Regions from separate parts of the Homo sapiens genome. Here region 2 is linked to region 1. Evidence: chromatin loops called from intact Hi-C (ENCODE). Cell type or tissue: PC-9. All regions are shown on one strand.

The links. Peaks named below come from ENCODE experiments on the same cell type or tissue, not always from the same donor. Only the 100,000 strongest peaks of a DNase experiment are listed, where the experiment ranks them.
Region 2: it touches region 1 in a loop (5-fold over the local background); 2 of 110 quality-filtered maps call a loop at or near these places.

The regions. Positions count from the first base shown.
Region 1 is chr7:98,349,113-98,357,112 of GRCh38, reverse strand. BAIAP2L1 (BAR/IMD domain containing adaptor protein 2 like 1) reads left to right here. Exons shown (of 14, transcript NM_018842.5): 3 at 1,985-2,071. Among named protein-coding and RNA genes, the nearest start is that of BAIAP2L1, 48 kb to the left of the region's middle. In PC-9, no CTCF peak of the experiment used is centred here; DNase peaks (open chromatin) are centred at 1,952, 2,382 and 4,292; H3K4me3 peaks cover 1,893 bases; H3K27ac peaks cover 7,393 bases.
Region 2 is chr7:98,114,883-98,122,882 of GRCh38, reverse strand. All of the region lies in intron 1 of LMTK2 (lemur tyrosine kinase 2), which reads right to left. Among named protein-coding and RNA genes, the nearest start is that of LMTK2, 12 kb to the right of the region's middle. In PC-9, no CTCF peak of the experiment used is centred here; DNase peaks (open chromatin) are centred at 3,452 and 5,762; H3K4me3 peaks cover 1,852 bases; H3K27ac peaks cover 5,767 bases.

The sequences.
Region 1 (8,000 bases):
GAGTTCAAGACCAGCCTGGGCAACAGAGTGAGACCCCTACTCTTAAAAAAAAAAAAAAAAAAATATATATATATATATATATATATATATATTTTTTTTTTTTTTTTTTTTTTTTTTTGAGACAGGGGCCTCACTCTTGCCCACGCTGGAGTACAGTGGTACAGTTGTGGTTCACTGCAGTCTTGACCTTCTGGGCTCACGCAATTCTCCCACCTTAGCTTCCTGAGTAGCTGGGACTACTATAGGCGTGTGCCACCACCACCATGCCTGGCTAGTTTTTTTTGTTTGTTTTCAGTAGAGATATGGGGGGGTCTCCTTATGTTGCCCAGGCTGGTCTCAAACTCTTGGGCTCAAGTGATCCTCCTACCTCAGCCTCGCAAAATGCTAGGAGTACAGGTGTAAGCCACTGCACCCAGCCCCTTCAATTTTTTTTTTTTTTTTTTTTTTAATTAGCCAGGAATGGTGGCACGTGCCTGTAGTCCCAGCTACTTGGGAGGCTGAGGCAGAAGGATCCTTTGAGCCCAGGAGGTCAAGGCTGCAGTGAGCCATGATCTTGCCACTGCACTCCAGCCTGGGTGAAAGAACAAGACTCTGCCTCTAAAAAAATAAAATAAAATAAAATCCACCTTGTTAAAACAATTGCCCATTATACATTGCGGCATTGCAGCTGGTATAGCCTCTGGGATTCCCGAGGGCTCTTTTAGCTCCAAAACTGTGTGGTCTCCAAAGCTCCAGGAGAAACTGATTTCTATGTCTGAAACCAATCTTAGAGTAAAATTCCAAATAAATGCTTTTCTCCAAAATTACACTAACCAGGCTGGGTCTCTATCATACATCTTCAATACCCTCAAACCTAGATTGTAAAGTGAAAAAAGTGTATTAGCAGCTTCCATTTGTTCATCTGTCACTCACATTCTTAGGGCATTTTAAGGATGAGCAACCTTTGTTTCAGAAAGGGTAAGTAATTTGCCCCTGGAGGTTACATAGTTATAATTTAGTCTTCAGAATCAGTTCGAAGGGGGCAGTACTATTTTTAAGATAATTAGAACCCACCTTGTAGCAATAAAAGTTTTCTTGTCTTTGCCAAAAAAGAAAAAGTAGAGCATTCAGTTATTTTTTCAGACAATTGTGTTGCTTTTTGGAATGATAATATATTTCAAATTTCATATATTCTCTCCTGGCAACAAATAGGTTGGTTGGTTGTGGCTCAAAATGCCTTTTTCAATAGAAAAATTAAGCACTGCCATCAAAGGACCAGGCTCCTAGTCCACCTCACACAACTCCTAACTAAGAATGTTGCAGACCTGGAGTGCTGGAGAAGAACTAGCTCAGAAAAGATTTCTGGCTGGAGAGGATGTATCTTCTTTTTTTATATTTATTTTTGAGACAATATCTGGCTGTGTCACCCAGAGTAGAATGCAGTGTCATGATCTCGGCTCACTTGCAACCTCCGCCTCCTGGGCTCAAGCGATCCTCTCACCTCAGCCTCCCAAGTAGCTGGGACTGCAGGCACACTCCACCATGCCTGGCTAATTTATGTATTTTTTTTTTTTTTTGTAGAGGCGGGGTTTTACCATGTTGCCCAGGCTGGTCTCAAACTCCTCCCACCTCAGCCTCCCAAAGGGCTGGGATTACAGGTGTGAGCCACCGTGCCCAGGCAAAGCCCTAGTTCAACGTTAGGAACGCATCCACTCTGAAACTGGCATCAGGAGCAAGCTGAGCCTTCTCTGGACTTTCAGCACCTGCTGCTGAAGGTTCCCCGGGGCTGGTCAGAGACGAGGATCTCATGGGGCTGTCCCTTGGCTGGAGGGCCTCCACCCCGGCACCACTCTCAACACAGGTCTTACCTCCTGAGAGCCACACCTGCCACAGCCCAAACCTTCCTGCAGCCAGAAGGGACCAGGGGGTGTTTGGAAGAAAACTTGTGTTGCTTCCTCCTTTCCTTGTCTAAGTGACGATTTTGTGTGTCACCTTTTGTGTCTAGCTATGATCCTGGCAGGAAAAGCCTACTACGATGGAGTGGCCAAGATCGGTGAGATTGCCACTGGGTCCCCCGTGTCAACTGAACTGGGTGAGCGATCTGTCCCTTTATACATAAACCCCACTTGTCATCCTGTGAACCCCAAGAGAAACGCGTGGGATGGCCCAGTCCAGAACAGAGGAGAGATCTGGGCCAGCATGCTGTGGTTCTACTTCACCGCGGTCTGTGGAAATTGATGCTTAGTCGTAGGGTGGGCTGGGACTGGTGCCGGAGGGCGAGTGGAGGCCTTGTTTTCTGGCCAGCCTCCCTGTTCTCCTAGGAACTTGAGCTTTTGCCCTGGGTGCCTGGGCTCTCACCCTTCCCGCTGGGAGTTTGACCTACATTCCTGATGGGCGAGCCGGGCCTCCTGGGGCCTCGGGCTGTGGCCAGAGTGTTTCCTGTGACTCACCTAGTAGAAAATCCGACTCCTTTACATTGCTCTCTTGGCCCTTGCCTCTTCCCTGGTTGCTTTCAGCTGTGATTTTTCCGGTTCTGCTGGTATGAATCGCTCTCCTGTGCAGGCAGAGAGGGCGGTTACACCCTGGGCAGTGCCCGCTGCCGAGGGGATCTGGGCTTCTGTTTATAGAACACTTCACTGTCGGGGGTTAGGGAAAGGTGGGCTTTTAAAACGGCCCCACACAGCACTCTCATTTAAAAAACTTGTTGAATATGTTTTATTGTACAAAGGGTAAAATTTCTGGCTTAACCGGAGGAAAATCATGGTAAAGTGTGTGCGTATTTAAAGAAAAGTGCATCCATGTCCAGTTAAGAAGTAGGAAGGGGAAGCAGAGGAGTGGGGGCATCACCAAGGGAAGGTGCGGGCAAGTCACATGGTTTCTCGATGGGGTTGGCCTGAGGGTTTTTAGGATTGTTTGGGAAGCTCTTAACTGACCCATAAAAGACAGGGACAAATGAGAGGCCTGACAGTGGAGTTGAGGAGCTGGGCTGTTGGGTGCAGAGGCGATCTGGGTCCTCACAGTCTCCGTATAAAGCCATAGGCACACGGTAGACCATATGCTGGAAGTGATGCCTTGTTAGTGAATAAGTCAGTACTGCGAGAAAGCGATCTATGTATTTTTTAATTTTTTATTTTATTTTATTTTATTTTATTTTATTTTATTTTATTTTATTGAGACAGAGTCTTGCTCTGTCACCCAGGCTGGAGTGCAGTGGCACGATCTCGGCTCACTGCAACCTCTGCTGCCCAGGTTCAAGCAATTCTCCTGCCTCAGCCTCCTAAGTAGCTGAGACTACAGATGCCCGCCACCACGCCTGGCTAATTTTTTTGTATTTTTAGTAGAGACGGGGTTTCGCCATGTTGGCCAGGCTGATCTCGAACTCCTGACCTCAGGTGATCCTCCTGCCTCAGCCTACCAAAGTACTGAGATTACAGGTGTGAGCCACCGCGCCCAGCCATAATATTATTTATATATATAAAAATATATATAATATACATATATAAATATATGTATATTATAAATATACATATAATATACATATATAAATATATATGTATTTATAATATTAATATACATATATTTATAATATAAATATATGTATATTTATAAATATATGTGTATTTATAATATAAATATATGTGTATTTATAATGTAAATATGTATATTTATAATATAAATATGTATGTATATATATTTATATATAATATAAATATATTTATAATATATATATTATGTATATTTATAATATACATAATATAAATATATGTGTATATATATAAATATATAAATATATTTATATATTTATATATATTTTAGGGGGTCTCTCTGTGTTGGCCAGGTTGGTCTTGAACTCTTGGCCTCTAGGATTCCCCCTGCCTTGGCCTCTCAAAGTGCTAGGATGACTGGCCTCACCCAGCCCAGTACTGCTATATTTAATAGACTCAGTTACATGCAGAAGTTTTCCAAAATCCTGCTTGTGCCCTGGTTGGTGCCATAATCCTGCATGTGCCAGCGAGGACTGAACTGTAGTAACTCTGTTCTAAGCACAATGAATTTAATAAAATACGGAGGCTGCCGGATGTAGACAGAAGCAGACAGCAAAACCTAGGATATTTGGGGGAGTCGTTGAGATGATTATAGGGTTCCAAAAATAGCATGAATAAAAAGAAACATCCTATTGGTGTCATGCATCAGAAAGAAAACATGTGTGACCCTTACATTAAAACATATGGTGCTCTGACTCACCACACCCAGTTTGCCTTTTTAATGTTTTATGGGTCCTGCCACTGTTTAAATAAGACTTCTGCTCCACACCTTACTTGAGTCAGTCGTGAGTTCCTAATGTTGAAACAGCTATTTCCACAGCAACGATGTTGGTATAAACAACACAGGCTTAGAACTTTCATTTCAGTGAGGAAAGTATTTTGTGATGGTGAAATTTCTTTCATGTGCATGTATATATCTATGGGGTATTTTTTGTTTTTGTTTTTTTGAGACGGAACCTCACTCCATCACCTAGGCTGGAGTGCAGTGGCGTGATCTTGGCTCCCTGCAGCCTCTGCCTCCAGGGTTCAAGCAATTCTCATGCCTCAGCCTTCTGAGCAACTGGGATTACAGGTGCCCACCACCATACCCGGCTAATTTTCATATTTTTAGTAGACACATGGTTTCACCATCTTGGCCAGGCTGGTCTCAAACTCCTGACCTCGGGTGACCCACCCGCCTACGCCTCTCAAAATGCTAGGATTACAGGTGTGTGCCACCGTGCCCAGCCACTTGTGCGTATGTATTTTATTCAGAGGGAACAGAAATAACTTTCTGTTTTATTTAGTTTCAAGCTGTCCTTTTGCTTAATACTTGCTATCTCATGTAGTTACTGGTTTTTCTTCTCGTTTCGAACAATTCCATGGTACAATGCTATCTCAGGAGGAGTTACTTCCTTGACTGGCTCCATTTTTCTTTTATTGATACAGTTCAGACTAAAAAGGCACCCCGTATCTGTTTAAATTCCCTGTATGGAAGAGTCATGGACAATTCATAGAAAAAAAAAAAGACCAAAGATAGATTGTATTTTTCTCATCTTCCAAGAAGATTTTATTGTCTAGTTACTCCGTTTTGGTATTTGGTATTCACAACTTCATCATGAAACTTTATAACTCTCATATGAGAAAACTCGAAGGGGTGTTATCACATACATGAAAATCATGAATCATTTCAAAACGTTCATTCTGTGCGCCTCGAGGGTCGGCCTCTGTGACAGCGGTGCCATTTCTGATGTCTAGCAGTGGATACTTACACTTAGCTCTCTCCTGGCATCGGCTCACTCACTGCTGTGTGAATAATGTAGGATGCTTTTGCCTAAAAGTAAAAAATAAAATACCCAATGAACAGTGAGTTAAGCAATCAGCATCTTTATTATTCCACATGAGGAGCAGCAGGTTGTCAGTTTATCATCACTAGGGACCCAGGTTCCTTCTCTCTGTCTTCTCATCCTCATACTCATTTCCTCATGGTGCCAGGATGGCTGCCACTGCCTCTCCAACCATCACATCCTCTCTCTCCCCATTGTCTCCAAAGGCAGGAAGGGGAATTTCTTCTCAGGTGTGCTGACAACCTTTGCCCCAAAGCTCCAGCACACAGCCCCTTATACCCCACGGCCCAATTTAGATCACACTCCCAGGACCCAGCTGCTAGCAAAGCTCCCCAGGCATGAGCCAAGGAACACCAGGTCAGAGAGGATGTGGCTGTTAGGAGATGGCCTGGTGACAGCCCCCACGTCGGCATCTCTGGTATTAAAGGTCTGTTTTCAACAACTTTCAGTGAAAGGGCAGGACTGATAGAAATGTTAGCGGTGCTCTGGGTGTACATGGTGCTTCCGCGTTTTTTGTGTGTCTGAGTGGAGTGATGTTTTTCTCCCTCGTGGGCTGGTGTGTGGTTTTACCAGCATGCATATACTTCAGACTTCATAATTGTGGCCGGGTACAGTGGCTCAGGCCTGTAATCCCAGCACTTTGGAAGGCCAAGGCGGGCGGATCACCCGAGGTCAGGAGTTCGAGCCTAGCCTGGCCAACATGGTGAAACCTGTCTGTACTAAAAAAAATACCAAAAAATTAGCCAGGCATGGTGGCGCATGCCTGTAATTCCAGCTACTTGAGAGGCTGATACAGGAGAATCACTTGAACCCGGGAGGCAGAGTTTGCAGTGAGCCAAGATCGCTCCACTACAGTCCAGCCTGGGCAACAGAGTGAGACTCCATCTCAAAAAAAAACAAACAAAAACTTCATAATTGCTGTTTTTCCAGGGCCCTCCCACTTTTTTCCCCCAGAAGACCACAGCCATCCTTTCCAGTCTGTTTCTATTTGGGAAGGGGAGATCTAAGCACAGAGGAAGAAATAGGGGCTGTGGGGTAGGGGGCCTTAGGGTAGCTGTAGGTTTTTTCTGCTGGTTTTGTTTTTTTATTTTTGTTTTTGTTCTTGAGACGAAGTCTCGCTCTGTCGCCCAGGCTGGAGTGCAGTGGCGCGATCTTGACTCACTGCAACCTCTGTGTCCCGGCTTCAAGCAATTCTCCTGCCTCAGCCTCCTGAGTAGCTGCGACTACAGGTGCACACCACCACGCCCAGCTAATTTTTGTATTTTTAGTAGGAGCGGTATTGTTTCACCATGTTTGCCAGGCTGGTCTCAATCTCTTGACCTCGTGATCTGCCCGCCTCAGCCTCCCAAAGTGCTGGGATTACAGGCATGAGCCACTGTGCCCAGCCTTCTGCTGTTTTGTTTTTTTTTTTAAGCCTTTGGATATCTTGTAACCATGGACTCTGGTGCATTTCCCCTGCTCATCTTTCTCGCTGCCAAGGTACCTGAATGGTCTGGTCAGCAGCCACTGACTCGTGGTTGAAAACAGGGGGAATAGAGAAAATTAAAAACCATCACCCGAGATGTGAGCACTCTAAGGCAGACGCTTTATCATCCTTGTCTTTCTTTCTAGCCTTGTTTTCCAGTCAGTATGTTCTTTTTTTTTTTCCCCCCTTTTTGAGGCAGGGTCTTACCTTGAAACCCGGGCTGTGCCATCATGGCTCATTGCAGCCTCGATCTTCTGGGCTCAAGCCATCCTCCTACCTCAGCCTCCCTTGTAGATGGGACATATGCATACACCACCATGCCTGGCGATTCTCCTGCCTTAGTCTCCCGAGTAGCTGGGATTACAGGCATGCGCCACCATGCCTGGCTAATTTTTGTACTTTCAGTAGAGATGGGGTTTCTCCATGTTGGTCAGGCTGGTCTCGAACTCCCAACCTCAGGTGATCCGCCCTGAGGTGAGACTCCATGTCAGAAAACAAACAAACAAACAAAAACTTCCCATCGGCCTCCCAAAGTGCTGGGATTACAGGCGTGAGCCACCATCCCCGGCCGTATTTTTTTTTTTTGTAGTAGAGATGGGGTTTCACCATGCTGGCCAGGCTAGTCTTGAACTCCTGACTTAAGGTAATCCACCTGCCTCGGCCTCCCAAAGTGCTGGGATTACAGGTGTGAACCACTGCACCCAGGCTGACAGGGGACTTTTCAAGAAGGGGATGAGAGGTTATCGTTAGTGTCTGAATGGCTGGCAGGTGTCATGATTAGCGGTCACAGTCCCCTTGGAAATGGTGGTTTCACTGGGGTTCCAACCATAAACGCCAGGAGTTACGGGGTAAGGATAGTGGAAATCACAGAGGCGTAGCGTGGGCGTGGCTCTTCTTAGAAGTATTGCTCCGCTCTTGTGCCGTCTTAGAAGTATTTCCCTGCCCTTGCGCCACGTGCTTCCATACAGAAACACGGGTCTCCGGATGTGTCCACCGCGTGCCGGGCACTTCTGTTGTCTCATTTCATCCTCAGTAGCCTCCTGGGTGACTTCTTCCTCAGGGGTTGCAGAGTGCAGTGTTTTTCCTCAGGGTGGCTGATAGGCCCTAAGGGTAAACGTAGCTGTCACCTTTTTCTACATGGGCCTAAGAGATAACCTCCATGGGCAACCACATTGGGTCACATGT
Region 2 (8,000 bases), 230 kb after region 1:
AGGCAACAGGGAGGCATACTACCATGGAAGGCAGAGGAGAAAAGCATGTTTAAAAGTGTTATGCAGGCCAGGCACAGTGGCTCAGCCTGTAAGCCCAGCACTTTGGGAAGGGACACCCCAGCCTAGGGGACAGAGTGAGATCCAGTTATATATATACACACACACACACACACACACACACACACACACACACACACACACACACCATGTAGAGTTATTCACTGAACTGTTATTTATTATATAAGCTGACAGCAAGGGTCCAGGAGCAGGAGACAAAGAGGACATAAGTGAGGGATGCTGCAGCTGCCAGGAAAGGGTGGGATGAGAGGCATGGGTCACAATGCCTTGTTTTAAAGAGCTGAGAGAAAGAAGAGGAGAAAAATGACATTTGTTGACTGTTCCACACGCTTTTTAAAATACCTGTCCGTGACTCTTGAAAGGATATACAAAATATCCGCCAATGAGCATTATTCTTGGGACCTACAGCAGTTGCGGATTCCTAAAACCATCCAGGGTTGGAGGAGGGTGAGAACTGGGAAACTGCCTATGGGGTACTATGCTGATTGCCTGGGTGACAAAATTATCTATACACCAAATCCCCACGACATGCAATTTACCCACGTGACAAACCTGCACATGCACCCCCCGAAACAAAAACGAAAGTTGGAAAGGAAAAAAAAAGGAGTCCAGACCTCCACAAAAGCATATAAATCAATGGTGGTGTTTAAAGTATCTTTCATGTTTACAAATGAATGCTTACAAGTTTATGATTACACTTCTTAAAAGTCAGAAACATTTTTATTACCTTTAATTAAATGGTATAATGTCATCTCATAGGTAGAAACTAAATAGTTGTTTTTACAATTTTTTTTTTAACCCGAGACACGGTCTCGACAGTCCGGCTCTGTCGCCCAGGCTGGAGTGCAGAGGTGCGAACACAGCCTAGACCTCTCAGGCTCAAGTGATCCTCCCACCTCAGCCTCTTGAGTAGCTGTAACCACAGGTGCACACCACCACACCCAGCTAATTTTTTTAAAAAATTTTTGTAGCGTCGAGGTCTTGCCATGTTGCCCAGGCTGGTCTCGAACTCCTGGCCTCAAGCGATCCAGCCGCCTCAGCCTCCCAAAGTGCTGGGATTACAGCCCTGAGCCACCATGCCCGGCACAAATTTAAAAACAATATGAATGTGATTTTTTTCAGCCTAATTATGGAAGCTAGCACTTTGGTTTCCTAATTTTCTTTTTTTTTTTTGAGATGGAGTCTGGCTCTGTGCCAGGCTGGAATGCAGTGGCGCAATCTCGGCTCACTGCAACCTCCACCCTCCTGGGTTCAAGCGATTCCTCTGCCTCAGCCTCCCGAGTTGCTGGGACTAAAGGTGCACACCACCATGCCAGGCTAATTTTTTTTTTTTGTATTTTAGTAGAAACAAGGTTTCACCATGTTGGCCAGGATGGTCTTGATCTCCTAACCTCATGATCCACCTGCCTTGGCCTCCCAAAGTGCTGGGATTACAGGAGTGAGCCACCACGCCAGGCTTGGTTTCCTAATTTTCAATATGGCATTTTCTTTAGTACTTCAAGAGGCAATCTTATGATTCGTAGTTTAACATTTCACCCCAGTACTTTCAGAGAATATACAGAAATCAATATCCAGAGAAGTGGCTGGAGTTGGGTCTCCGTGTGTGCATGCGCATCGCACTACAGAGGTTCTTTAAAGCACAATGCGGTTCACCAGGGTGAACGGGTGGCCTGGACCTTAGGACCCTCACTCTTGAATCGGACCTGCCCCTAACTGGCGGTGTGAGACTGACTGCATCTGTAAAACTGGCATTTCAACTCTAAAATTCTACAGACTAGGATTTACGGTCCCAACATTTTCTAAGTCTACCGGGTGCCTATACGGTTAATGTTGGTGATCAGCTCTTTATTAAAGTGAATTTTCTTTTCAATACAGAAAACTAAGTTAGATGACAGATTCCCGAATTGTACTGCTGTGGCAGGCCTCTGGGAGAGTGTTCCCAGGGGGCTATTTTGGTAAGTTGGTTATTTTTCAGTGCCTTACCAGCAATCAGTGTCAGGGTGTTGCATTTTAATAACAGTCTGAGGTAAGAGTCAAGTGGGGCTCTGCTCAGTAACTGACAGGCTGGATCCGGGGAAGCAACCGCTGCTGCCTAGATAGGGAACCCTTCTACAGGGGCAAATTGCCAGGAAAGAATGGGGACAGGATATTTTTTCCTCTTGAAAGGGGCACAAGTTTAATTTATTGAGGGTTCTGAGAAGAATCTGCGATGAGAAAAATACTTTAAACTTAAATTTAGTGGCTAATCTGAGAGGCCACCAATAGATCACAACACTTTAGTTTTGCAGTAAAAAGCTGCAACTACAAAATTTTATAATTACTAGTTGGTTAAAACAGATATTTTAAATGTGCAAAATGATTGCAAACTTCTCCTCCTTTATCTTCTAAGTCCAAGATGTCTTGGGGATTTACTTCCTATAATTAAAGGTTGCAATTATACCATGTCAAACTCAAGTCCCTTCCTCAGTCTAGCAAAAACAGGGAAAACAAAGTTTGGGGATGGACTGAGAATATGAGCCTGAAGGGGGAAAAAAAAATAAGCCTTTTAAAATTATAGTGGTTTCACTTTTAAATAAGAGCAGCTCCTCTCTCAAAAACCGCTATCATAGATGTAACTAAATTCTTTTCTCCCACCCAAGGCATACATGTTGTCAAAAAATAGTCTGTACTAATACAAGAGCCTATGGTGTTCTTCATCAAACCCGACTGATGATTATACAATCATTATAATGTAGCAGCTTCAGAGACAGTTTACTTTTTTTAGCTCATCATAAGAAAATTTTGTACAGATCAATCATCCACAGCAAATATATCAAAATATAACAACAAACAGCTTTTAAAAAAAAGTACCTATCAAAAAATATGAAATAGGCTACAAATCCTAGGCTACACCTAAATGAGTTAGCTTAGAAAAATAAACTTTTTAAAAGCAAGATGCTAACAACATATTATCCTAGCAAAACAAAACACCCTGCAAGTTACCGTATAGATTACGAATCAGGGGTTCTCACGTTACAGCACACCCATTTATCACCAAGGGAATTAAGAATGTCACGGTTTTATACCTGCTCTCAAAATTTCCCTACGAGTCACCTGCCACCCTGACTCTAGCTGCAGTGAGCTGAGGCCTGGTGGTCCAGGACTGGCACCAAGATTCTCAGCTCACGGTACCAGCATCTGATTGTCGGACTACCTGCTGTTTTCCCTGATATTTATACATGATATTCGTAAAATGTAAAGAAGCTATTATTCATACAGACATCTAGAGAAGGAGTGAAGTTTTTAAAAAAATAAAAAAATACTTATTTCAAGCTTTAGCTGTGTTCTGCCCCGGAGTGCTTGAATTCCTTTGTGGTGATGGCATATGTACTCACAGGGAGATATTTACACGTGGTGCTCAGGATGAGTGAGCTCTTCAGATTTCAGGTGTTGGCATTCATTTTAAAATCTCAAGTTTTTAATCAAATGGAATGTTTTCCTCCTTTCCTTGATTCTCACTAGTTACACAAGTCAACAGATTTCCAGTAAATAACTGGTATTATTTTGTACGTAGTAGAAGATGAAATATGTGTGTTGTGGCAGTGAGGGGATGAGGGGAGAAATAACCAGAAAACTATTATAAATGCAGGATTCCAGCCCAGCCTTCAGCATTTTGATTCAGCTGGTTAGTTTGGGACCCAGAAATCTGCATTTCTTTTTTTTTTTTTTTTTTTGAGATGGATTCTCACTCTGTCACCCAGGCGGGAGTGCAGTGGCACTATCTTGGTTCACTGCAACCTCCGCCTCCCAGGTTCAAGCGATTATCTTGCCTCAGCCTCCTGAGTAGCTGGGACTACAGGCACCCGCCACCACACCTGGCTAATTTTTTGTATTTTTAGTAGAGACGCGGTTTCACCATGTTAGCCAGGACGGTCTCGATCTCCTGACCTCATGATCTGCCTGCCTCGGTTTCCCAAAGTGTTGGGATTACAGGCATGAGCCACTGCGCCCGGCCAAAATCTGCATTTCTACAAATACCTAGGTGATCTGCACGCAAGCCATCCTGTTTTATAAAAACACACTTACTTCTTCCTGAAGCATTTTCAGCTGCACTGATCCGTCACTGAGATTTACATCAATACAACAAAGGCTAGGGCAGAGGGAAGGGTAAAGGTGAAACAAGATGAATCATGAATGAAAATACTGTGGATGCTGGGTGACGGGAACACGAGGGTCCACTATACCACTTCACTCTATTTTTCTGTATGTTTGAAATTTTCTATAATAAAAAGAAAAAAAAAGCAAAGCAAAGCTCAGTAAACAGATCAAAGCAAGTCTACAGCCCCATGCTCTTCAAGAGACTCGCCAGTAGAAATTTCATCTGAACTTTTACCAATTCAAGGAGTTGCCTATAAACCTTTTCAGCAATTCCAACACTGAAAGACCCCCCAAAATAATCCTCTCTAACTAAATTCTTAAGCCAAAGAGGTTTCGTTCATATTCTCAGAGATTAAGCTGCTCTTGGAGGAGGTAAATCGAATCTATTTTTCATATATTTATTACTCTAAAAAGAAAAATAAGATTCTGCCAATATCATTATAATGCAGTTAGTACCACAAACATGGTATTTAGAATGTTTATGGTGGTATTTAATAGTTTAAGTGACAGGGAGAAAACATGGACAGAGTCCTTCCAGCTCATCTGTCTCTAAGAGGTCCCAAAGTTGCTCTCTCCTCCCCTCCCCACAACCCCAAAGATTAGGTACAGGAAGCAGAGGATCAAAAATCTATTAAAAATGCCCAGAAGCAATGAGCAAACCCAGCACCCAGATCTTGTTTTTTTTGTTTGTTTGGTTTTTTTTGAGACAATCTCACTCTGTCACCCAGGCTGGAGTGCAGTGGTCCGATCTCGGCTCATTGCAACTTCCATCTCCTGGGTTCAAGTGATTCTCCTGCCTCAACCTCCCGAGTAGCTGGGATTACAGGCGCACACCACCACACCTGGCTAATTTTTGTATTGTTAGTAGAGACGAGGTTTTACCACGTTGGTCAGGCTAGTCTTGAACTCCTGACCTCAAGTGATCCGCCCACCTCGGCCTCCCAAAGTGCTGGGATTACAGGCATGAGCCACTGCGCCTGGCCCAGATCTTGGTTTCTCATATCACTCTCCAATCAGAGGAACCAGAGCTCCTTGAAGAAAAGGCTGATTCTAGGACTGGGGCAGGGAATATACAAGATGAACCTGTAGCTTCTTGAAATGCCAGAAAATAAGGAAATGCTTAAAAAAAAAATGAGGATATGTCAGCGGGGCACCCAGGAGCTAACTGAAAGAGCTCTCGATGGCCAAAGCTGGTACAATGTAAGAACAAATAAACAACACTGTGGAATCAACTCGAAGTATAAAATAAATATCCATGCATCCACACTGACATAAGTAAATGCTTGAATAAAGAAATAAACAGAGGATCGCATGGGCCCGGGAGTTCAAGGCTGCAGTGAGTCATGACTGTGCTACTGCACTCCAGTTTGGACTACAGAGCAAGACCTGTCAAGGAAAGGGAAGGGGAAGAGGAAGAAAAAAAGAAAAGAAGAGAATACGCGAGTCTCTTCAACAGAACTCCAAAGAATGTCTACAGACACTTCCTTGCAAAGAGGTGGAGCACAGCTTGCCACTCATTAAGTGTTGACCCTGCACTCGTACACCATGGGGAGGGGAGGACAGAGTAACTTTACAGGGTGAAAGCTGACAAACACTACTCAGCCAGGTGATCAAGTGACAAGTCATGCTGTGTGATGTTGTGTGCACACACCCTTGATGTGATGTGATGAGAATGGCACTTTAACTCTGTGGTCTTCCTCCCAGAAACCCACACCCCCAGTCTAATCGTGAGAAAAACATCAGACAAATCCCAGTTGAGGGACATTCTACAAAATATCTGACCAGTCAGTACTCCTCAAAGCTGTCCAGGTCACTCTAAACAAGGAATGGACTGGGGGAGCCCAAGGGGCATAACTACTAAATGTAATGTGGTTTCCTGGAAGAGAAAAAAAGACACTAGAGAAATATTAAAGAAACTGAACAAGCTGTGGACTTATTTAATAGCAATATATTAATACTTGTTCCTTAGTTGTGACAAATGTACTACATTAATATAGGATGTTAACAACAGGGACTGGGTAAAAGATACACAGGAACACTCTGTACTATCTTTGCAATGTTTCTGTAAATCTAAAATTGTTGTGAAAGAAAAAGGTTTTAATAAAAAAAAAACTATAAATGGCCTCATCCCAGGTGAAGGTCTGTGGCTGCATGGGAAGTCAAGTCCGCAAGAGAATGAGAGGCTTCAGCTCATACCCTCTCCTTCACACACACACACGCGGACACAAACACACACACACACGCACAAACACACGCACATGCACACACACACACACAGACACACACTGAGGTACTGGTTTGGAGAACTTAGTTCTCTAGTATCATCTTCATCATCCTCAGTTACAAATGCTGACAGAGCATCTACAACCTGTGACATACCATCCAAACACCAATCCCAAAAATGTGCTATCCCAAGGATATAAGACACGGTCCTTGCAAACTAGGTAAAGAGACAGGACTTAAACAATGATGTAGGCCGGACACTGTGGCTCACACCTATAATCCCAACACCGTGGGAGGCCGAAGCCAGAGGACTGCTTGAGGCCAGGAGTTTGAGACCAGCCTGGGCAACATGGCAACTTTACTTTTGTAGACCATCTCTACAAAAAGTAAAAATTGGCCAAGCATGGTTACATGCGCCTATAGTCCCAGCTACTCAGGAGCTGACATGGGAGGACTGCTTGAGCCTAGGAGTTCAGGGATGCAGTAAACCATGACAGTTCACTGCACTCCAGCCTGGGCAACAGAGCAAGACTTTGTCTCTTAAACAAACAAACAAAAAACCAATGATATGAAGATATAAAGTGGTATTTGGTATTTATTAAGTGCAAGTAGTAGACTGGTATGATGAAACCAAACCTTTCTTTTTTTGCTTTTTTTGAGATGGAGTCTTGCTCTGTCACTAGGCCTGGGCACAGTGGTGCGATCTCAGCTCACTGCAACCTCCGCCTCCCGGGTTCAACCTCAGCCTCCTGAGTAGCTGGGACTATAAGTGCCCGCCACCACACTCAGCTGACTTTTTAGTAGAGACGGGGTTTCACCATGTTGGCCAGGATGGTCTCAATCTCTTGACCTCGTGACCCGCCCGCCTCGGCCTCCCAAAGTGCTGAGATTACAGGTGTGAGCCACAGCACCCGGCCCAAAACCAAACCTTTCTTGATTTCAGCCAGCAGTAATTTCTCTCTCCTCTCTCCCGCCCTCCCTTCCTTCTTTTCTTTTTTTCTTCTCTTTCTTTCTTCTTTCTTTTTCTCTTTCTTTGAGTCTCGCTCTGTCGCCCAGGCTGGTGTGCAATGGCATGATCTCGGCTCACTGCAACCTCTGCCTCCTGGGTTCAAGCGACTCTCCTGCCTCAGCCTCCTGAGTAGCTGAGACTTTAGGAGTGTGCCACCATACCCAGCTAATTTTTGTGTTTTTTAGTATAGACGGGGTTTCTCCGTGTTGTCCAGGCTGGTCTTGAACTCCTGACCTCACGTGATCCACCCACCTCGACCTCCCACCGTGCTGGGATTACAGGCATGAGCCACTGTACCCAGGCAGTACATTTTATGTTCTTTCCGTCCCATGTCATTTATAAATCAAAAAATGTGTTAGTGTACCACACATTCTATACCTTAAAACATCACATAAGTTGACCTTTTAAGAGGATGAAATGAGAATAAACATCAGTTCCAATGTTTTCGTCTGGCACCCCATGAAACATCTTGCTCCACAGGTATACACTCTCAAGTTCACCAAGGGAAGGAATCTCTAAGGGCTGGGCCAGGATCAATAACTCAGTAGGGAAG